Linked DNA regions of Mus musculus: all the other regions are linked to region 3. A link is a loop called in an ENCODE intact Hi-C map of the cell type or tissue named here. Cell type or tissue: heart. All regions are shown on one strand. Region 1 has its middle 34 kb from the start of 4930431P22Rik. Region 2 overlaps 1700105F02Rik (a long non-coding RNA gene). Region 3 holds the start of Serp2 (stress-associated endoplasmic reticulum protein family member 2).

The links. Hi-C counts contacts between places; a loop is a spot of excess contacts. Peaks named below come from ENCODE experiments on the same cell type or tissue, not always from the same donor. Only the 100,000 strongest peaks of a DNase experiment are listed, where the experiment ranks them.
Region 1: it touches region 3 in a loop (1.8-fold over the local background); 2 of 42 quality-filtered maps call a loop at or near these places.
Region 2: it touches region 3 in a loop (1.8-fold over the local background); 4 of 42 quality-filtered maps call a loop at or near these places.

Annotation. Positions count from the first base shown.
Region 1 is chr14:76,721,696-76,729,695 of GRCm38, reverse strand. No RefSeq gene overlaps it. Among named protein-coding and RNA genes, the nearest start is that of 4930431P22Rik, 34 kb to the left of the region's middle. In heart, no CTCF peak of the experiment used is centred here; DNase peaks (open chromatin) are centred at 3,555, 4,325, 4,695 and 7,794; H3K27ac peaks cover 1,532 bases.
Region 2 is chr14:76,653,800-76,661,799 of GRCm38, reverse strand. The region is part of intron 2 of 1700105F02Rik (a long non-coding RNA gene); the gene reads left to right. Among named protein-coding and RNA genes, the nearest start is that of 1700108F19Rik, 20 kb to the left of the region's middle. In heart, a CTCF peak has its summit at 3,489; DNase peaks (open chromatin) are centred at 3,399 and 4,149; H3K27ac peaks cover 2,043 bases.
Region 3 is chr14:76,553,389-76,561,388 of GRCm38, reverse strand. It overlaps Serp2 (stress-associated endoplasmic reticulum protein family member 2), which reads left to right and starts at 4,702. Exons shown (of 3, transcript NM_001160326.1): 1 at 4,702-4,958. The coding sequence starts at 4,875. In heart, a CTCF peak has its summit at 4,813; DNase peaks (open chromatin) are centred at 2,988, 4,908 and 5,038; H3K4me3 peaks cover 1,723 bases; H3K27ac peaks cover 2,418 bases.

The sequences.
Region 1 (8,000 bases), 170 kb before region 3:
CTCATGAAAGACGCCTTGAGAAAGTTAAGATATTTATCCTATTGATGAACAAACACGTTTTGAGGGTGTGTTGTTTGTAAGATGCTAAACTGAGGATAGGAACACAACCACACTCCTATTAGCATCACTACATCGATATTTGCATTTTTTTTTTTTTTAGTTTAAGTCTGAATTATAAGTAGCTTTTACTCCTTCGTCAACTGAGTTGTCTGTTCTTTTCTCAATGATTATATCATAGCTTCTCCTTTGTAGTACATATTAAATAGACTTTTCCCAAGGTTAGGAGTTTATTATTTGTGTAGCCCAGGCTGATCTAGAACTAGCAATCCTCCAGCCTCAAACCACCCAAGTGCCAAGATTATACATATATGCTACCAGGTCCACCTTTTCATTTTAATTAAAAATAGATAAATAAAACAGGGCCAGCAAGATGGCTCGACAGGTGAAGGCATTGGCCACCAAGTGTGGGGGTCTGCTCTGATTTCCATCCCCGGTGTCCCCATGGTGGAAGGACAGAAAACGACTCCTCCAAGTTGTCCTCCAACAGCCACAAGCTCAGGGTGACACAGGAGCACACCTCCAAACCCCGCCCACCCAGTCCACCCCCACAGAAGCGACCTGTTTTAAAGCTGCATTCAGGCTATCTTGATTAAACTTTAAAGAGCCACCCTTTGTATTTACATGCACTTGTAAGAAATAACCCTTTCCCCAGTTTCCTCTGATGACAACATCCTGTGAAACTGTGTCACAGCCAAGCTACTGGTGGGATCCCTGGTTGTTGCTCTAGCCACACCTTCTCAACTCCTCTCTCCCCAAAATTGGTGACCACGGAAACCACCAATCCGGCTTCAATTCCTGTACATTTGTCATTTCAAGACAATGTTGTGGAGATGAAACTGCATGGTATGTAATTTGGGGTTTGGTTTTTTTTCCCCCACTCTGTGTAGTCCTGGAGACTAATGGAGGTTGAATCTTTAGTTTTGTCTGTTTACTACGGAGCTCAGTTTTGTGTCCTGAGTGCAGCTTCCTTTGCTTATCAGTTCACCCATGGATGTTGCCATGAGATTCTTGTTTATTTTGCTACACGGAGAGGTGATGTCTCAGCGTGCCTGATTCTCATTTCTCTAGTGGCTGCTGATGTGGACACCTTCATAATTGTTCGTTGTCCTTTGTACATTCTTCTGGGGGCAATGTCCTCCTGTCTCTTTTGTCTGTTTTTGGTTTTGGTTTTGTTTTTTGTTTTGTTTTGTTTTGTTTTGTTTTTGACACAACATTTAAGTTCTATGCAGTTCAGTTTTGAGGCTTTAGATATCAGTCATTTTTCAGATGTGAGTTTTGTAAATAGTTTCTCCCATTATGTAACTTGTCCTCTAAGGGTGAAGTTCTTCATTTTGCAATTAGTAACGATGGAGGGCTCTACATAGGTATTGAGGGCATCTGATGTGGCAGCCCCGTGGATCAGCTGTTCAAGGTGACAATTGATTTCCTCCTTAGTGAGGAACCCAACAGAGACAGAGACAGCATGGGTGCAAAATAAAAGCCATGCTGTCTTCTTTTTCATTTCTTTTTATCTTAAAACTCTCTCTCTCTCTCTCTCTCTCTCTCTCTCTCTGTGTGTGTGTGTGTGTGTGTGTGTGTGTGTGTGTGTGTGTGTGTGTTGTGGCTTTGTGTGTATAAATGCAGTACCCACAGAGACAAGAGAGAGCACTGGATCCCTAAAGCTGGAGCTACAGGGAGCTGTTAGCACCCAACACGGATGCTAGGAACCAAAGCCAGGTCCTCTGGAAGAACAGTAAGCATTGTTACAGCAGAGTGCCCCTCCAGCCCCCACAGAGCCATGCATGACCTAAAGCTCAGAGGCGACATATCATTTCATTGTAGTCTTACAGAGACTACAAAGGCCACAGACAGGCTCTGACATCAGATGGGAGGGGACAGCACAGCATGCGCATGCCAAGAGCGAAGCCCTCCTGGCCTGGGCTAACAGTCACTGACTTCAGATCTAAACAACAACAACAACAATTTATAATATATAATATATATAATATATATAAAATGTTAAAACCTATCAAAACCATATAATTGACATGTGTAGATATCTTTATAAGTTTTCAAAAAATTTTGTCTTTTTGCTTGTTCTCATTTTGTTTGGTTTGTAAGCATTTTTCTAAGCATTCATAAAGCACCCATCTTTTAAAATGTTTATTTTCTTAGCGTATGTTTGTGTTCTAGGATCCAACTCAGGTGGTCAGGTTTGGCAGCAAGCTCCTTTACCCTCTGAGCCATCTCGCTGGCCCTATTTTCTTTCCTTTCTGTTCTAAGGGGTAAAGAATAACCTATAGCCCTTACACTTTCTTATACCACTGGTAATTTCTTGAGTTTGGAAGCTTTAATTCTTTTTAAGGTGTTTTTATTGGCTCTGCGCCTAAAGTTAACTTGTATATTTAGAATGGTATCCAGTATTTTAGGCAGTATTGGCTTTTTTCTCTGCTACATATGATTAAGAAATTAGTTATTCAAGTTTCTCCCACTGTCATCTCCATCTCAGTGTGGCCGTTATTTTTACATCTTCACATTTTTCTTTTCCTTTCCTTGAGGCTCAGTCCAGGGTAGCAATCCTGATGTCCCTGATCCCAAGAGGCCATTAAGGAGTCGACCTGAAAGTAAATCTTCACACAGGACCCTTGTGTGGTCTTTGTTGGCTTGTCTGAGTTGATCCAGCTGTGCGGAACATAGCTGTCTTAGTTAGGGTTTTATTGCTGTGAACAGACACCATGACCAAGACAACTCTTATAAGGACAACATTTTATTGGGGCTGGCTTACAGGTTCAGAGGTTCAGTCCATTATCATCAAAGTGGAAATATGGCAACATCCAGGCAGGCATGGTGGAGGAGGAACTAAGAGTTCTACATCTTCATCTGAAGGCTGCTAGCAGAATACTGACTTCTAGGCAGCTAGGATGAGGGTCTTAAAACCCCCACCCACAGTGACACACCTACTCCAACAGGGCCACACCTTCTAATAGATCCACTCCCTAAGCCAGTGTATATAAACCATAACAATAGCTAACTCCTCTTTCACAAGATGGCAGTGGGGACCATCCTGCTGAGTTTTCCCTTTAATCTCCATAGACACTGGCATGGCAGGAAGAGGCTTGTCACATACAACACAGGGCACAGATTTAAACGTAATTTCATATGCCAGTGAATTTTGTAATATATAAAAATCTCAGGTACACACAACCAAGTGACTCATTACTCATTCGAGATGGGGAAGGTAACTGAGCATCCTGTGTCTGTCCTTGCTACATTGGACTCCTAGACAAGTGGGAGCTGAGCACACCCTTACCAGCAGGAACAGAAGCTTCCATAGGCCCTGCAAGGAAGCCCTGACAAAAATCAACCCATCAGGAAGTCCCATGGAACCCAGCCGTGCCAAGGGCATCCCCTGGGAAGATGTCTCATTTAAGAGGAAATTTCCCAGAGCTGACCTGGATTGCCATATGTGTAGCCCCCAAAGTTCCCCATGCACAACCAACTGCAACCAACTCTACAATCCTCTCCTTATATATACACAGTGTGCCTTCAGTGCGCTTGTACGTGCAGCTGTCTCCAACTGATCCAGGTTTCCATTTACTAAGTGCCTGTAACTTGACTGAGAACCCTGTGTCCCCAGTCCTTATCTTCAACAGCCACCCCCCTGGGGGAAATGTCATTTACTATTGTTGTAAAATAACAATGACCCAGATAAAGAAACTAAACTTCAAGAACTCCCCATTGACCAAGAAACTCACCAAAGACAGTTGCCAAGACCCTATCACTAATGACAGTTAAGAAGGTCCTTTCTAAACATGGACTGTTCCCAGAAGACCTTTGGAGGGGCCCCTGCCTTGCACTCTCTTCATCCAAGACTTCTTCTAGTCTCTCCTCCCACCCACAGTCATCTTCTCATCTCCACAGGAACTCTTAAGAAAGTGGATCATACAATAGAGAGAAGGTGGGGACAGTCCCTCCAGCAAGATGGTACCAGGGAGCCACTGGGATTTGCTGACAACCACGGAGATCCATACATTTGTCCGTAGAAATAACACGTTGTGCTGTAAGATAGATAACTCCCTCACTGTCTGAAGAGGCAAAGGAGTGGTGGTTTGCCAGCAGAGAAACCTGCTCAGCCTTGTAATACAATTTATATTGGCAGATGTGATTTGAGTTCAACCCATTGGCTTGGAAGCGGGCTTGCATGATTCATACCTTGGAGGCTGTGTCTATCCTGAAGCCCATGAGTCTGGCTCTGTGCCCCTGTCTCACTTGAGACTGCACGCTTTTGTTTGGTTTTGTTTTTTGGTTTGGTTTGGTTTGGTTTGGTTTGGTTTGGTTTGGTTTGGTTTGGTTTTTAGAGACAGGGTTTCTCTGTATAGCCCTGGCTGTCCTGGAACTCACTCTGTAGACCAGGCTGAGACTGCACATTCAACGTGGGCAGGCGTCTCTCCTTTTGTTGATTCCCGTTTCCTGTAAGCATTTGAACACAACCTTGGCCAGAGCTGAGCTTGCTAAAGCATCTTGCTAATCCCGGAAGGTGACCCAGGGAACCCATTGCTGTCTGAATCATTTCGATCTGTGCAAGAGATTTTTGCAGTCACTTGCAATCATTATTGTTGCTGAGCTGAGAGGATCCAGAAAATCAGAAGGAAAACAGAACATCTAAGCATCCGGGAGCCCGGGGCCTAAAAATATCAGCTGGCTTGGGTGGAGCTTTAGTTAGTTTCTGAGAAAGTCCTCGGGTCCTAAGGCCCTTGGGTGGAGGATGGCTTCAATCTCATTATGGTGATTGGGAAGGAGGGACATCAGAGCCTCAAACATACCCTGAGAAGACAGGCATTCCTCCCAAATAGAATGTGGATTGTTTAGGCGAATGTCCTTGCCAGGTGGCATTTCCATTTGAGTCTGTTCTGCTGGGGCAGGGGGGGGGGGTCATGGACATGGACACAAAATCGCCCTCCCATCTCTCAGGTTCGGAAGAAAGCTCCCCTTTGCAGGCTGGAAAGCCATTCTCAGCTTTGGGAGTGATATAAAGCATGCCATTGTCAAGGCTGGGCCTGAGAACATCGCGCTCTCAGCCTTACTGGCTTGGCGAGTGTCAAAGGAGTCTAACAGGGCTGCCTACCATGAATCCCATCCTTCTGGTCGGCCCAGCTGGGCCCTCACCCCCTCACCCCCAGTTCCACTCACTATTCGAATGCTGTAAAATTTGTTCCAGGACAAGCTATGATTCTTGCTCATTTTAGACTTGGCAATGCTACAAATGTTTACATTTCCTTTTTATTAAATCTCTCTTTGTCCCTCTGTCTCTATCTCTCTCTCTGTCTCTTTGTCTCTCTGTGTGTATGTGCACACATGTGCACGCACGCACACACAAGACCACGGGCATGGAGAAAATATGAAGGTCAGAGAAAACCTTGGTAGCAGTCCTCACATCGTTTGAGAAAGGGTGTCCCACTCTGAACTAGCTGACCTGTGAACTTCGGGGTTTCTCCTGTTCCTGCCTTCCATCTCTCCATTAGGGAAACTAGAATTAAAGCTAAGCTACCACTCCAGGCTGCTAGTTGGGTTCTGGAGATTTACTCATGTCCTCACATCTGCACGGCAAGTGTGCTGCCCACTAAGCCATCTCTCCACCCTTCCTTGTCACTGTTTTTAACAAAGAAAAGTCTGATTGTTGTAAGATCTTAAGCAAGCAGCCTCATCTGACACCCTCAAGCAGAAGAGAGGAATGGTCGGTTTGCAAGACTAGAGGAGATAAATTCATGAAACTCGGCCACTGAGCAAGTCACTAATTGCTTTGTGGGCCCCAGAGGCCCTGGCGCCCCATGCTTGGCTCTGACACCTGTCACCATTCCTTTGTGGACCCAGGGGAGGCAGTCTACTCCTGTTAATCCCTTGCCTTAGGGCTTGTGCCTACTGTCCTAACCATGAGGTTTTTACTTCTTCACTTTGATGCAGATGAGGAATGTGATAACTGTCATGTGGAATTGAAAAAAAGAAAAAACAAAAACCAGAGAAATGTGGGTAAACAGCATTCTTTAACAATCCATAGGATGCGAGGAATGTTGTGCTGGTACCTTTTCTCCATTTGTCTTGAGGAGACCTAGATGTGCACATACACATACGTGTGACATGTGACATGTGCATGTGAGCTTGATGACATCAGAGGAATCTCTTTTTTTTCCTTTTTGCAATTTGTTTCATTATTAATTTTTTTCTCTTAAAAAAATACCTTTTGCTAGAACATTCTGTCTAGAAACTTCCAAAGGAAAACACTCAAGCCCATAATAGAGAACAGAAATTATATAAAAAAGCATCTCCTCTGAAGGCAGAGATAATGAGATTTTGAATTGCTGTACGTTCTTGGAGACTCATTTGGAGCAAGTGGCTTTTACAAGGCTGAACCCTCCTGTCTACCTAACCTTCGGGAAATGGCTTTGTAAGTAGCATTGAGCCTACTTCCCAAGATGATTGAGAGTACAAAGGAAAAGAGAAATACACAAAATGCACAGCAAAGAGCCTGGCTGGTGTTAGATGTCTCCGGATAGAAATAACTAATAGCAAAATTTAGCTTCTCTATGGCCACTGTCTGTTGTCTAAATGACATTTCTGAGTCTGCACCACACCCCTTGGAAGGCTGAAGTTATAGCCACATTAGTATGGAAGTTTGGGCCTTGTATGGTTCAACCTGAGGACCACAGCCGCAGTTGGTAGAAGCAGAGACAGGGTTTGAACCTGCCTTCTGTGCTGCCTTCTGTGTGCTAGATGGAAGGTTTACATTATTCTCATTGGCTTGCAGAATTTTTAAACATTTCTACCTAGTACTCATCATTTCAAGATTAAGAGAGATTTGGTTTATATGTACAAATTTGATATTTCTGGGCACCCCTGTGTTCTCACGTGGCCATGATGGCCGCGGCTATTGATGTCTGACACCTTTGGACAGACTGGAGTTTGAGGAGGTCCCTGTCAATCCTCCTAGGCATACATTCTTGTCTCCCTGGGAAGCCAGACACATGAGACATCGTGCTGTCTCCCAGTGCCTTCTCATCCATCTCCCTCACTGAGTTTATGAGTTTGTTGGGCAATGACCCGATATCCAGATACGCTCCCTTTGTTGAACAAAATCCCTTGTTTACCACTTCATCTCTTGAATTCTACTCATTTCTGCTTGCGGCAACTCTCAGCAGCAATTAATGACAGACCAGACCAATGCTGTGGGATTCCTCCAGGGCCCTGATGCTTCCCTTGTGCTGGGAACTCTGGAAAGCCCCAGAAACATCCCTGAGTCTGATACTCTATCATCAGTTAGGCTTGCTCTATTTCATGCTACGCTCCCATGACTGCCCTGTACATCCCGCCTTACCTCAGATCCACCTCCAAGGATGATTGAGTCAGCTCCTACCTTATCCCTCTAGTGTGTCCATGACTGCCTAACCTTTACTAAACCTTTCTCCATAGTCAATGGCAGCTTCCAGTTGGAGATCTATGGAATTACATAGGACCCCCCGCTTCAAAGGGCCCCTCATTTGGCTCGGAGCTCTGATACTGCATCTTTAAAATCTCTACTTTTGAAGCAAGAACCTCTTTTTTATTTTTCTGTGGGGCCAGGAAGTACGTAATGGGTCTTACTCATGTTCTAATTCGAGAAGTTTTAATAGCTCCTAACGTCAGCAGGATTTTGTTTATGTGCTCTAGTAGGTTCAAGTCTGGGCTATGCGTGCTCAGGAAACGGATTCATGAGAAAGCAGAGCCCACAGTTGCTGAGAGCAGTCAAGTGGGGAGATCTGGCCTGCTGAAGCTAGCATGACAGGTCTGCGCCACAGCTCTATTCTAGAGCTTTCTGAAGTCGAACTGACCTCACAGTTCATGCCTGTTCTCATTACCAGTCTCCTGTAGCTGGGAACAGTCACCTCCCCTGTTATGTTAGCCAATCCTGCCTACTTTATTAGGCCTGC
Region 2 (8,000 bases), 100 kb before region 3:
CTGTGGCCAAAAAAAAAAATCAGGCCCCTTGAGGTCATTGTATAGCAAGGAGGAGGCACACAAAGGGTTACTGTAATAAGTGGACCCCCAATTTCTACCAGCATTACAGGCTTAAGATTACCCCTGCCTCTGCCAGGCGGTGGTGGCGCACACCTTTAATCCCAGCCCTTGGGAGGCAGAGGCAGGCGGATTTCTGAGTTCAAGGCCAGCCTGGTCTACAGAGTGAGTTCCAGGACAGACAGGACTACACAGAGAAACCCTGTCTCAAGAAAACCAACAACAACCCCCCCCCCCAAAAAAAAAAAAAGATTACCCCTGACTCTCAGCTTCCACCAGACACCCTACAGCCGTTCTCTCTTTCCTCCCCTGGGAGTTCATAGCCCATAGCATCTTGAAGAGAGAAACAGAAACAGAGTAGTCCTTCTGATGAGTGAGAATCTCAAACTGGTTTGACATTTTATTTTCCTGGTGGCTGAGGATATTGAACACCTTTTAAGCATTTGTAGTTCTTCTGTTGAGAACTCCAGTCAAATTTTGTAGCCCACTTTGGACTGAGCATTCTGTTTTCTTGGTGTTTAGTTTAGTGTGTATTCTGGTTACTAACCATGTATCAGATTGATAACTGAGCAAAGGCTTCTCCCCCAGTCTGTGGGCTGCCTCTTTACTTGACTGTCCACACCCTTTGCTGTACAAAGGCCTTTTAATTCCACTCTCTTTGGGCTACTCCTTGATTCCATAGCAATGGGGGTCCTATTCAGAAAGTCCTGCTTTATGCCTAGATCTTAATTGCGTACTTCCTAGTAATTCTCCAGTAGTTTCAGATTTTCAGGTCTTAACTCTTACCCGTCCTTTAACAAGCATTGCTCTCAGTACATGGCTCAGAACTTAACTTTGAACTGACTATCTATGAAACCTTACCATGAATTTAAGAATGACACGAATTCCCTGTGCCCAACCTAGGTCCAGATACACCAGAAGAATGTCTGTTTGCCCCCCAAAGGTGGGATTTCAGCAGAGGTTCTTCTTAATGTCTCCATCCCGTCCTCACAGAAACTGCAGAAAATCACACACACACACACACACACACACACACACACACACACACACACACACCAGACTTACTGCTTAGCAAGCGTGGAAGACACAACTCTAGTGTCAACCCCACACTCCAACATGCATATATATATTCAAGATTTGGTGGCCTGAGCATGAAATGGGACAACACAGAGCATACATAGGCATTAAGGTACCTAAAGAGGTCCATTCTCTCCTTGTCTACTAGAATCAGGACACAAGTTCATAGACATGAATAAACTTGAAACCATATCCAAGTGTGCTACCTCTTCGAGCCTCAGAATGGCTCTGAGAAATAGGGCTGACAGTTTCCTTTGAGGTGAGCATTCCCAACAGGCTAAATAGTCACCTTGCTCAAAGTCAACCAGAAAGAATGTGAGAACCCACACAGGAAGCGGTTTGCCCAGCTCCTGGGTACAGTGGCTCCTTTACAGTAATGGTGCCTCTGGGCAGAAACATCCTAAGTGGAAAAAGTACTCATAACTAATGTATTCCTTGACTCCTACCCAAATCAAGAAAGAAAGCAGTGTTATCATGTCAGTGGAACAAAAGGTCAAATTGATGCTTTGCCCAAAGTCACATAAACCCTGCCTGGGTGAATTCTTAAACGGGTGATCCGTTCCTACCCTAACCCGATGTCTGTCTTTCTATGAGGCTTGTACCTTCTCTGTTGTCGTTTACCTGCCCCAAACATCATCCCACAGAAATGTTGCTTAGCACTGAATACATATCTGCTATGTGCTGGGCACAGCTTCTTTCCAACATAAAAGTGGGTGAGACACGTCTGTAATGGGGCCCAGGCACTAGAGAGGAAAGCAAGCTTCTTAACGAATGCCATGCTGAACGCAGCTCACGCTGGATACAGGAGGGCGCCGGGGCTTTGGAAAGATTCACTCTACCTGCCTAGGAGGGGGTGCTGGGAATCCTGTGTGGCTTCCACAAGGGATACTGAAGCTGTCCATAGAGTTTACAGTACACAGATGTAAATTTCTGCACCAGGCAAAAGCTCAGAGGACAACAACACTCTCGCCTTCTGCAGTTTTTCCAGTGAAAATTACAAATGTACCAGCGGCGAACGAGAAGGCTCAGCCACGCCACTGACTTTCTCTGTCCTTCACACCTTAATTGAATTTGTCCTGAGTCATCTCTACAACCCTTGGTGATTTTTGGAACCACAACAGGTAACAGTCCTCGGCAACCAAGTTGTTTATCTAAAGCTATCCCGGAATCTGTGCCACGGCTGCCAAGGAATCCTGCGCAAGGAAGATGAAAAAAAGCCAAATTTAGTAGCAGATGACAGGCCTGAGGTCCGAGCGCTTCTGAGAAGCTTGAGAAACACCCCCTCTCCTGTTTATTCAAAATCTAAATCTCCTTGACCTATAAGAAGCTGCTGCAGTGCATGCGCAACGTGGACTGGCTGTTTCCTGTGGCTTTAAGGAGTGTAGACCTGACTGCCTTGCAGCAGCCCTGGGGAACGCCAAGCTGCTCGGGGTTGTGTAAATGACTGGGATCATCATTTTCCTGAATCAGGCTCCCACAAAAACAACACAGTGATGAAAGAGAGCAACTGGACACGTTGGCATGGTATCCAGCCCTGGGGATTCTTACACAGGTGGCCTGCCACGTAAGGACCCAAACCAGACAGACAGAAGGTCTGGGACCACGACCACAGAAACGCTTTTCTGACGTGTTTTCTTTTTTTTTTTTTCTTTCCATTTTTTATTAGGTATTTAGCGCATTTACATTTCCAATGCTATACCAAAAGTCCCCCATACCCACCCACCCCCACTCCCCTACCCGCCCACTCCCCCTTTTTGGCCCTGGCGTTCCCCTGTTCTGGGGCATATAAAGTTTGACGTGTTTTCTTAACAGGACACCACAGTCCAAGAGACAGGGGGAGGTGACACAAGGAGAATGACAGGATTTTTTTCCCTCACTCAGGAAGACCGACCAGAAAGCCGCCCCTAGTCTGTGACCTCCAAAGATGTAGAAGAGTATTTCAGGTAGCGAGGCTAGTAAGCTTGCCATCCACCTATGGGCTAGCATCCACTGAAGAATGCTCTGTATTCTGAGGTTTTAAAAATCACGTGCTCAGAGATATCCCCTGCCAGCCTTCACTCCTGACCTCTAGAAGGGACCACTGCCCTGTTCTCACCGTCTTACTGGCCTTCCAAAAGCATTGCCCACGCAGACCAGACCAGTTATCTAATTTCCTTCTGCTCAGCCCCCAGGAGCTATTTTGGGCTTGGTCTGTGTGTGTCCTCCACTTTCCTGCCAGGACTGACTCAGCCCCTCTCCTCTCCTGGGACTCTTTTCTTTAAAAAAAAAAAAAAAAAAAAAAAACAAAAAAACCTTTGAAAGATGCTGCATGCTTCCTCTAGGGCAGCACGTGGTGCCTGACTCAACTTGGCGTGCTGCCAGGAAGTTTCAAGTACCACCCTGCAGGCCAGCAGAAGGGGTAGGGAGGGAAGGCAGCGCCACAGCATCAGCATCTATAGTTCAAGCCCCTCTCTTGCTTACCTACCTACCGCAGCTCTGTTGTGAGACCTGTGAGGGTCTACATGCAGCAGGCCGAGTGTCTACATGCAGCAGGCCGAGTGTCTAAGCCTTGGCTTTCCCTTTTCTCCACCCATAATGCACCTGCCTTTGTCTAATTCCTGCTGGTCTCATCTTGATCCCCAGCACAGCCTAAACACTCTTCTCTGGTTCTCCAACCCACCCAACAGAACTGACCCTCCTTACTTGTCTGTCTCCCATCTCATCTCCTCCTGCTACACTGTCTCTATATGGCTAACTCAACCCTGTGCTTTGAGGGCTCCCGCATCCCATATGCTTTTTATATATAGAATTTGATTTGATTGTGTTATCCAAGTAAAGTGTTAAGAGGGCAAGATAAAAGAAGAGGAGGGGGGTTGAAGAAGAGGGACTTAAAAGCCTTTGGTTAGTGGAAATTGAGAAGCCCCTCCAAATTACCATGCCTGACTTTGTGAATTAGCATCAGGCTGATGATGAATCAGCTCGAAACAATGGCTGCATCTCTAACCTCTGCTGCCTAGAAAAAGCCGCCCAAGGCCAGCAGCTCCCTGGGCCAAGTAGGTAAAATCAGTGTGAGGATGGGAGCCAGATATTAAACAGCAGGGAGTGATGGTGTCATGGAAACACAGTGTAGACAGCCTCGCCCAGCAAAACACTCAAATTCAAATTTAAACACACTCAGAGCCAGCGTAAAGCTCGGGTCAGAGTCAAACAGCTAGATCTGCCAACACGGTGCTCTGCATTGTCAGTAGAAAGGCTCCGGTTCCCCTTTTCTACATTTGACATGTTAAATGGAGTGCAGTTATAGAGCATAGATAGATAGAGCATCATTCTGACTACGTTGAGCTACAATCCATCATGTTTCTGTGGATGAAGATATCACAGTCTCCAGTTCTAAATGTGAGGAATGCCACAGAGGTGTATTTTTGGTGAACAAAGAGGCTATGGGATCAACATCTGAGGCTTGGAACCTCACTGGGGAGGCAAGAGAAAACTCCCAGCACAAGCAGATTGTTATCTTACCATATCTCAAAGTCACAATTATCCCACCTCTCTCAACACTTCAGCCCAGCCAAAATGCCTACAGGTGATGCGTCCCCCGCCCCCACCTCTTAGACCACGGTCTGAACACATCACCTTTACCAGGCTTTCTCTGTCAGCCTTGTCTCTTCTTTTTCTACTCCATCCCAAATGCTACCTGAGGACTGTGTGCTTCCCAGGGCAGTGCTTGCCCACCCTAGATTGCAACTGTGATATGTATTGGCACCAGAGTGGCAAAAGCAGGACCGAATCTGATTCATCAAAAGCTGCCTGGTTCGACACACATGCTCATTTGTTGGCATTGCATAAATAAACAAAGGAAAGGAAGGAAGGAAGGAAGGAAGGAAGGAAGGAAGGAAGGAAGGAAGGAGGGAAGGAGGGAAGGAGGGAAGGAGGGAAGGAGGGAAGGAAGGAAGAGAAGAAGCAGCAGCAAGATTTCAGGTAAACTGCTGGCCAGGCCTCCTCAGGTCACATCACACATAGTCTTCTCAAAGGGCAGAGACAAACTTTCAGTCAGAAATTCTCAAGCCTGAGTGTTTTATGCACATTTAATCTGCACAATAACCTCCATAATGTAAATTCTGCCATATTTGTTTTCTCTCTCTCTCTCTCTCTCTCTCTCTCTCCTCTCCTCCCCTCCCCTCCCCTCTCCTCTCCTTTCCCTGTGTGTCTCTCTCTTGCTCTCTCTCCCTGCCTTCCTCCCACTTTCCTTCCCTCCCTCTATTCCTTCCTTGCTGTCTTCTTCCCTTTCTTTCTTTTTTGAGCCAGGGTCTATGTGTGCCAGGCTAGCCTCTAACTCGCTGTGTAGCCAGTGATGACTTGGAACTCCCAATACTCCTGCCTTCACCTCCCAAGTGGGATTACAGACATGCACTGCCACACCCAGTTTCTGCAGTGCTAATGATTGAACCCAGGGCTTCCTGCATACTAGGCAAGCATCTTCCGAAACACACACACACACACACACACACACACACACACACACACACACACACACCAGGATCCAAGACATGGAATCAGTTTCCTGACAATCCACAGCTAGTAAGTAGCTGAATCCTCAGCTCCAACCAGTGTCCCTAGACTGTAATACCTCTTTCTACCACCCAAAGATAGGCAATGGTTGGGACCTCCCAACCATTAGTGAGTGGTCACCCCCTGGATCAGACTCTGGCTTATAGCCATTCAGATTAGAAGTTGGCCTTCCTCTTTCAGTGGAAGCTTGTGTTCACCAGACTAAAGTCTGTGATCACCAAAGTTTCTTCACATTCACCTGCCATCTCAGATGAATATCCCTGGTCACCTGTTGTCATCAGCACATTATACTATCATTGAAAAACAACCCCAAGCTACATCTTAAATCCATTTGGAGTTGCTTGGTAATATAAGTACAAGGAGGAGGGAGAGAGAGACTGAGAAAGCCAAGTCATGCACAACCAACTCCTAAAATACCCTATCTTGTAAAAGTGTAATCATGACACACATTAGTAGAGAGAACAAGTCGGAGAAACTTCTCTGGCACTTGTACTGTACAAAATTATTGATTGATCTTATTCTCAAAGTCACGTAGCATTAAGTGACAAGGAGTTTATCACAGTGTGAGTCAACCATTCCCTATCCAGTTTCTATTTTAGCATTGCAGCCTAAAATGACGCAAAATAACCACGCCATTCCGAAATTAATCTCAAATCAAATTTTCATCCAGGAAAGGAGGGGTAATTATAAGCTCACACCCTAAACATCTACCAGTCTTCACGACATCAGCTCAAGTTTTATGAAACCCTGAGATTGCCGCATGGCAAGGGCCCAGGCTACTCACACTAGCTAAAGCATGCACTGAGCCCTTTCCACCAAAACACATGAAGAAAGCGACCAGACCTTTCCAGACCCCAGGAGCTGCCCAGTAATACAGGAGAATAAACACAGGCTTCCATGTGGTTGAACCTGCAGGCAGTGCTTAGAGAATACAGTTCCAGGCATGGCTCTGTTGCTTAAAACTCTACTGAGCTAGAGAAGAGTGTTATGTCTACTATCAGAGAGCAGACTTGTAAAGAGACAGGCAACACCCAGGACCAACCCCAGGGGCCAAGAAATGTACAAGAAGCACATGAACTATAGCCATCAGATTCCCTATCAACTGCCCATTGATAGAAACAAAAGAAAACCCTTTGAATGAGGGAAATAGCCATATATAGGGGGTAAGCCACAATCCCAGAAAGAGCCTGTCTTCAAATGAAACATTAATCTTTCTGGTTTTGCCTTTCAAAGACCCCTCCCCACGCCCCACTCCCAAATGCTCCATTAGTTTTCTCCCTCTCTTTTTCTCTCCTGTGACCTCACGGTCCTTTTGAAGTTCAGGGACACCAGGTTGCTGCCTGTTCTGTGGCTGCTATTAAAGTGACACGGAGCTAAGTGACAGAAGCTAGCTGTGGTTGGTCACAGACTACATGACTGGCTCTCTATGCTGCACTGTCATTCTTGTCCCATTGGATACTCCATGTGTTTGGGGTGCTTGTTTGTTTGTCTTTACATTTTGTTTCTGGAGGCTTCTCTTAGAATTTCATCACACTCGACAACTGCGTCACATTCAGTCCATGTTAAAAAAACAAAAAACAAAAAAAGAAAAAAAAACATCAAATCAGTCTTACGTCTAGAAACAGTCTTCATCTCTGCCTAAGTGTTCTTTTTCTTTAGCATTTTTCCTACTTATTCATAGAATTCCCATCCCCGCACTTACATTTCCCAATAAAGCCGCTTCCCTGAGGGCAGACCTAGCTCAGAAGAGCAGAAGGCACTGGCTTCCTCAGTGTGGTTTCCTCCTTCCTTCTGAGCAAAGCATGAAGAGAATGCCCCCTACTATTCATCAAGAATGTAGTTGGGCCCCTGGGGTTAAACACATTATCCTCCTATGGAGTCCCTCTGAAAATATTTTGAGTCATGTGTGTGTCATGAATGTTTGTATAAACATACACGTGTGTACATGTATGTATGTATACGGATGCATGTATAGGCCAAAGGCTGACACTGGGTCTTTCCCTCAATTGCCCTCTGTCGCTTTTAAAGAGTCTTTCACTGAACCTGGACCTCATCGGTTCAGTTTGGCCAGCTGGCCAGTGCCCTCTGGAGTCCCCTGTTTCAGTGCTTATAGCCCTGGGCTTACAATAACACACCATATCTAGCTTTAACAAAGGTGGTCCTCACAGTTGCATAGCAAGCACTTCACTGCTGACTAAACTATGTCTCTATTCCCTACCTCCTAGGCTAGAAGGGTTTGTGTGTGTGTTTGTTTGTTTGTTTGGTGGTAGTGGTGGTGGTGGTGATCTATGGAGAAGCATAGTAAGGGTTTTAGTTAG
Region 3 (8,000 bases):
AAGAAAGGCCATTTGTTATCAATGCCTGATTTGTCTGCTACACTTATCAAGCATCCCAGATGTGTAGGTGGGGTTGTTCTCACCTGTATTAGAGTTCTTGTGTGCTTACCAACAAACCCTGGGCAATAGAAGCAAAGGAGGAACGGATGGATTTCAGGTAGCAGAGGAATAACTGTTGGGGACTCACCACCATGGCTGCAGGAAGCCTGTTGCCAGCACCAAGAGGAAGTTTTAAATGCCCCCCCCTCTCTTTTTTATCACTGGATCAAGAATTCAAGTTTGAAATGGGAGTATTTAATAACTGGTCCTAGCTGTCAGGGATTGAGAGACCAAATGTATTTCCTTATGCTCTGTAGTGGGAGGGAACATCCCAAGAATCACATAGTAGGGGAGGTTCACACATACTCTGCTGCAGAAAAATGTCAGGCATCCTCTACATCACAGCTCAACAGGACAGCATCTGGGTCCTTGGATGAAGCATCGTTTCTTTTTAAGATGGGTAAAACCCAGTCTCTCATAAATCCAGTGGGGGCAGATTTCAGTTTCATGTGCATTGGCTTGTTAGGAATTCTTCTGTAAAGGCTAAAATTCAAAGTTAAATACCCATAAGGCTTTAGAGGTTGTAGTTGAACACAGCATGGTGCTGACACTTGACAAAAATTCCTGCTGGCAGCACGGACAAATCCAAGGAACTCAACTCTTATCAACGTCTCCCCAAAGTGCAGAACAGCTCCACACTTGGCTCCTTCTGAGCCCAGTTGTTACTGTGGAGTCGATGCTGGGATCCAGCTCCTGACAGAGCACCTAGGTTATGGGAGCCGCTGCAGCTTCTGGCTTAAGGGAGGCTGGAGGCGGAGCACAGAAAGAAGAGCATCCATGAAAAGAGGGGACAACTTTCCACGGCCAGTCATGAGGCTCCTTGGGCAATAAGCAGAAATGAGATCAGTTATGGCGCTGGCCTGACTCAACAGGACAAAGGCGGGGTGGGGGAGGGGTAAAGCAAGGGAAGGGACAGTCACAATAGGACGTTTTCTCATTCCAGAACCAGGAACTCCACTGACAGAAATTATACAAATTTCACTAGCAAGAACCTAATTCCACTGTAGTGATAGAGCAAAGCCCTGCAATTTCATACTCAGCAGGACTTTCTGACAAATGAGAAAGGGGGACTGCTTCAACACTGGCAAGCAAAGTTTGGAGTGGACACCAGCCAAGTGACCCCTAATTCAACTCAGCTCGGATATGGATGCCATAAACCAGGAGGTATCGTTCAACCCCACAGGTTAAGGCCTCAGTCTCTAAGCCTGCCCTGCTTCAGATGCCAGATCCCAGTCAGTATAATCTGTGCATCTAAAGCAACAGGGGACAGACTGGGGCTCCCATGGTTCAATGCGATCTGATTAATATGATGGTTCGTTTGATTATGAACCTGACATGGCCTAGAATTATCTCGAAGACAAACCACTGGAAGTCTGTGAGAGACTTTCTAGATTTGGTTAACTGAAGTGGTAAATATCCAACCTAACTGTGGGCACCACCATTCCATGGGCTATGATTCCAGACACAAATAGAGGAGAAACCCCACAGACAGTTGCATTGTTCATTGTTTCTTTCCCAGATGTTGTGACCACCTTCCTCAAACTCCTGCTGCCAGGACAGCCCGCCATGATGAATTATCCTTCAACTGTGAGCCCAGACAAACCCTTCTTTCTAATGTCTTCGGGTATTTGGTTGTAGCAATAAGAGTAACTACAACAAGCAGTTTGCTAGAATGTTTCAGCGAGCTCAGGAAAACACTGAGCATATGTTATAAAGGTTTCACAAAGCAGCAGACTGAAGAGGAACAAAGGTCAGGGTTAAGGGGATCAGGCCAGAGTTTCCACACCTTCTGGGAGCCTACCCACGCTTGGCCACCCAGTGGCTCACTCAATGAAATCTTTTAGGGATTCTATAAAGTCTTTATTATTCTGATGTGGTTGATTGCTTCATTGGCCTGGTAATCAACTCAACTCTTGGCCCTCCTTCCTTCCCTAGAGGTTGAGAACAGGACCAAAAGTCTTGTTTTTCTTGTAGAGTAGGGTCTTCATATACAGCCTAGGCTGGACTTCAACTAGAGATTCCCCTGTGTTGGCCTCCAAAATATAGGAGTCGATAGTCATCACCATCCTCTGCTTCTGTTTGGACTTCTGAAGGGACTCTACAAATAGGCAGGTTGATGACAGATATGTGGGTAGGTACACAGACAGACAGACAGGCAGGCAGGCAGTAGAAAATGTGGGAGTGGAGGACTTTTCACTGGACTTTTTACTGTGGACAGGTCCTCAATTTAATAAAAACTAATTCAAAATGTCATAAAGTAGAAATTAAAGGAGTAAGATTGTTCCCTAACACACAGAAAACAACGAACAAGAAATAATAATCTTTCCTCAATACGGTTGGCTGCCTCTGTGGAGCGAGGAACACCCTGCTTCCAGTCCAGAAGTGGAAACTACCTATCAGCCTCACTTCTCTGAATGTCCCCTAGAGCCTGGGCTCTGGTCAGCTTCGGTGAGAATTTACCCTGCTTCTGCCCAGTTACTGAAATAAGTGAGGGACAGGCAGAAGCACCTGTGGGTCTTATACAATAGCCCCCCCTGCTCAGGAAACACTTCCCCTACTTAAACGCCAGTGGTGGTCTGTCGTTGGTCCTCTGAGGCGGCGACACGAACGACACAGACACCAAGTTGGGTTCAAGCAGCAACTTTACTCAGGCTTTTTCTTTTACAGCTCTCTTCCCCAGCAGCTTCTTCTTAGGGCAAGGGCTAAAACAACTCCTATTACAACAGCTTCTCTTCTAGTACTTCTACTCACGGCAAGGGCTAAAACTCCTCTCTTCACTATTTGCACAGACTCACCTCCTTCTAGCTCCACCCCACCTCATCCAATCAGAATTCACACACGCTCCAGGCACGAGCTCAGGTCGTTCACAGATAGGCTGACAGGTCCTGACCACAAGGAACAGTCCAGCCTGGCAGGCAGCCCACGCATGCAGCCTCACTGTGCATGCTCTGGCAAGGCAGTAAACAAGTGGGTTTCACGGGTCCTGCAGCCGCACCGCTCCCCACAGTGGTCCTTAAAATCAGGGACCAGAATAGGTCAGACTTAAGTGGTCCTGTGATGTTGGTGGCTGCTCATACTGTTAATGAAGCCAGTAGCTGCTCATTCAAGTGAAGAGATTTCTAACCAGTTGATAGAAGGGTATATTGGCTGGTTTTGTCTAACTTGACCCAAGCTGGAGTCTTCAGAGTGGAAGGAGCCTCCGTTGAGAAATGAGACTATGAGCTCCAGCTGTAAGGCATATTCTTAATTACAGATTGAAGGGGAGGCCCCAGCCCATTGTGGGTGGTGCCATCCCTGAGCAGGTGGGCCCAGATTCTATTAGAAAGCAGGTTGAGCAAGCCAGAAAAAGTAAGCCAGTCAGCAGCACCCTCCACAGCCTCTGCATCAGCTCCTGCTTCCAGGTTTCTGCCCTGCTTGAGTTTCATCCCAACAGAAACTCTAAGATAAACCGTATCCTAAAGAGCTCTTCCTAGCTTTCTACCCACATAAGAAATTCTACCCATACCAGAGCCTATTGAAGCATCCTCCAGGCACAGATAGATAGGATCAGAGATGCATCCGACATATCTGGTCTACACAGCTCTCACTCCTTACCCTTGAGTGCTATTTTGTATTGTCCTAACCCTGGACCACCTCTTCCCACTTCTCCAGATGTCCCTCCTGAGCTCCAAGGAGCCATATTTGTTGAGGAAAGATAAGCGGTTCAGCCCCCACTCCTCCCCTAGCTAAATCTCGGGGTCAGCATCTGGATATTCAAATATTGATTTTTGTCCTTTCACTGCAGAGAAACTCCCAATGCTGTCTGGGAGCTCACACTTAGTACCCCATAGAACAGGGATGCCTGAAGGTCCAAGATGCCCCAAGACAGTAGTGGTGGTGGGGCAGTGGGGGATAAGAGTCCAAGCCTGGTCAACACTTTGGTTATGGGCAGTGGCCATCCATTCTTCCTGTACTGTAGGCTCATGAACCCTTTGCCCTCTATGCACTCAGTGGTTTCTGGGGCAATCTGCTAGTGTGATGACCACCACTGCCAAGGTGAGGTCTGGTCCAACTCCACCCTCATCCACATTTTTCAGGGACCAGAAAGAGGCTTCTTGGCTCTTCGTCCCATGTCACAAAGGGTCTCTTTTTGCACAACCCAACTTGCCAAGTGGGGTTTCCTCAGACACCTAAAGGGCAGGTTCTTTTGGGGTGTTTCCCAACAGTACTACCCAAACCTGGCCAGGCTCAGCTCTGAGACTCAGCGCTCGATGCCTAGGGTCTAGCCTTCAGCTTGAAGCACCAGCGCCCCAATCCCTGCCTGTCCCGAGGTGGTCAGGAAACAGTCAGAGGTCACCAGGCTGGGTGCGGCTGCGTCCCCACCCCCCACGCACGCACAAACGCCGGGTCGCCCGAACCCTATGCCCCGCAGCGTTCGATCTCAGGACCCGGACACCCCGGGCCACGGTGCCCTTGGGCTTGGCGCGCGGCGCTGTGTCAGCGCCCGCCTCTCGCTTCCCGCCTCCTGCCTCGGTGGCCGCGCAGGGTAGGTAGCTGGGGGGACCGGAAGGATGGCGAGGAAGTCGGAGAGGGTTTCCTGAGATGAGAGATTACTTCCGTCCGCGCGCTGGCCTCTCTCTGGAGCCGGCTGGCTGGGGCTCCGGGAGCGGGGTGCGCGGGGCTCGGCCGTGCCTTGCCACCTGCAGCGCCCGGGCAAGCCGCGGGGCGCTGCGGCTACGGCTCACCCCGGCCATCGTTGCAGGTGGGAGTCGAGAGCATCCCCAAGCGCCCAAGCCATGGTGGCCAAACAGCGGATCCGGATGGCTAACGAGAAGCACAGCAAAAACATCACCCAGAGGGGAAACGTAGCCAAAACCCTGGTAAGGCGGGGGCGGCGCCGGCCGGGCCGAGCTGGCAGGACCCGCGGGGCGGAGCGGGGCGGGGCGGGCGGGCCGTGGGCTCGGAGCCAGGCCTCCCGGCCCCTCCTCCGGGGTCCCGCAGGCTGGGGGACCCAGCGGGGCTCTGGGGGGCGCAGACTGCTCTGCTTTCTCGTGGGCGGAGAGGGCTCTGGTTGGTGGAGACTCCCCAAGAGAAGGAGCCATCGTCCTTGAAAAAGGCTAAAAGCTGCATCTTAGGGGCCAGTGAAGCCAACTGGGCTGGGAGCCTACTAAGTGAATGAATGAACGAAAGGATGAACGAATGATAGAATGCCACTTATCCACAGCTTCCAGGCTCCGCCCCTGGACTCTCTCCCCACCCCCATGCTAAGATTTTTCTTTCCACCCTTTTTGTGATCGTCTGTCTCTTCTCCCTGTGTGTGTGTGTGTGTGTGTGTGTGTGTGTGTGTGTGTGTACATATATATTATATATATGGTATAAAAGTAGGGCGTGAGATTCCGAGCTACATTTCTCTTCACCCTCCTCTTTCTCTTGCAAACTGAAGCCGCCTCAGCCAAAGCTGAGTGCATCGTTACTGCCTATAATTCACCGTATGGATTCTGGCGCATTATGATGCTGTAACTGTAGCGACCAGCTTAGTGCCCGAGGTTCTTTGCTCCCAGACTGTGTATTAAAGCTTTACCCCTGGAATCTTAAGTAAACTGTGTACCTTAAGTGCAGAGATTTCCTTTAGGAAACCAAGTTATCTGCTCCAGAAAATGTCAGGCCTGTGACTTTGAACCATCCAAGGCTTGTGTGGGTTTGCATCGTTGCGAAGAACTGGTTTGCAAAGGCGCCTGGAATCTATTAGCCCATACGATTATGGGGAAGTCCAGCCGAAGCTTGGGTTTGTCTGGAAACGCAGACTTGATGAGGCAATGCCTTTTAGCAAAGAAATTATGTTGGTTTGATTAACTGAGGGGAAAAGCTGGCTGTGTAGTCATCACACCGGAATTCTTGTTAAACCAAGCAGAATTGTGGCAGAGAAGCCATGGCGTCAAACTACTCAGAGCTTTGTACACAGCCCCAGGCTGAGGTAACCCTTAAAATTCCTTCTTTTGGGGAACTAGAGCATTTAGCTATGATTGGAGGGGACAAAATGCCAAGGCGCCATAGAATGGGAACCATATTTTTCGCAGGAATCTGTTTCCCCTATGAGGTTTTATTACTGGGTCAGGGCAGGGAGCCACTGCCCAAGTTGGCATTAAAGGCAATTATTTTATGCTCAAAGTAGATCATTTCTTCCTTCTCAAGGTGGCAGACCTATTTGCTGACATAGTGGAATAAGCAGCTGTGGCTCTTTCTAATGAACGAAGGAATCTGAGTTCAGATGTAAAATGAAGCCGGGCAGTGGTATTGCACGCCTTTAATCCCAGCACTTTGGAGGCAGAGGCAGGCAGATTTCTGAGTTCGAGGCCAGCCTGGACTACAAAGTGAGTTCCAGTACAGCCAGGGCTACACAGAGAAATCCCATCTCGAAAAAACAAAAAACAAAAGAGATGTAAAATGATCTCAGTTGACAGCTTATGTGAGGGCGAGGGCAAGGACACCAAGAACTAATTTGCAGGGCTATTTTCTCCATCAGCCTCTGTGAACTTGAGAGAATGTTGAGGGCCTAAAACAAAGCAAAAAAAAAAAAAAAATTGTTGGCTTCAAAATAAGAAAAGAAGATGGTAAACCGCCGTGGAGTGGATATAACTCACCATCTGCAATCCAACTCAACATTTCCAGCTACATTTAAATTATATTTAATGTATGGCATAAGTGCACTTGACAGGTTCTGCTATACCATGGATGGCCCTCCTCAGCAGTGCCTGGCGCCTCTGAGGACCTGTAATTGACCAGACTTAATTCTGTAATGAAAGGCTTCAAAACCATGCCCCAATAGATGTTTGTTTTCAGTTGTTTTGAAGGGTCTTTCGGTTAGCCGTATTGTAAGTGTATCGGCATCCAAAAAGAAAATAAAATTTCTCTCTGTAAATCCTGAATCTTGTTGTTTTAATTACAAGTCCAACATGGTTATACTCTGGTAGAAGTTGCTAGGTTATTTCTCTGTCAGTGAAGGGAGCCAATTCAAGTCAGATTAGATTTGATTAAAGGCAGGCTTACTCAGAAGGTGTTCTTGGGCGAGTTCACTGGCCCCACAGAAGGAGGCTACGGAAGTCACCATGGGGTGGTGGGGAGAGGAAGGGTGCACACAGAAGAAAGAGAGGGAAACAGAGAGAGGGGAAACCAAAATGTGTGGATAATATATAGGGAAGAGCCTCTGGGAGAAGGACAGCCCTGGCCCAACCTCTGGGCTGGCAGGGTTGGGGGCAGGTTATGCCAGGTAGGGATTGAAGGATGCTGGGAGACCTGGAGGCCAGGTCTGCTTTGATATGTAAAACATGCTCCTCAGTCCCTTGTCCCCTTCTGAGGCCAAACAGGAGTAACTAATTCTGGATAGACTTAAGTAAATGGGAACAGTTTTGCAAGTTCCAGTTGAAAAACCAAGCTCACTGTCAGCCTCTGTCACTGTATGTGGGCAGATTAGCTAATGGCTTTGGGTAAATGAATGTTTTTCTCCCAGATAGCAGATTGAGACAAGAAACAGAAATGGCAGGGCTGTTTGGGGATTGGACAGTAGAAAATCCTCCACAGTGAAATGGACTTCAGATTGTAGGGTTCTGAGCTGCCCAGCAAGGGTTTTATCAAAGAAAAAGACAGCCCTTCATGTGTTGGGCCCTCATGTCTGAGGTGAGCCTTGCTCTTTACAGAATCGCTGTAGAAAATCTTTTCCTCTGTCTTTTGCAGCAGTATAATGGTGCTTGTGTGACTTGTCCCAGTGGGGTTGTACTGGTACCCTTTCCAGGAAAAATTATGACTCTCTGAAGGGGATGTACTGGTGTTATGATCAGCCGGGTGTTCCAGAGCTCTGAAAGCCCACAACTAATTTCCATTCACTGGGGCATGTCATCCAAAAGGGTTTTGTATTACATACACCG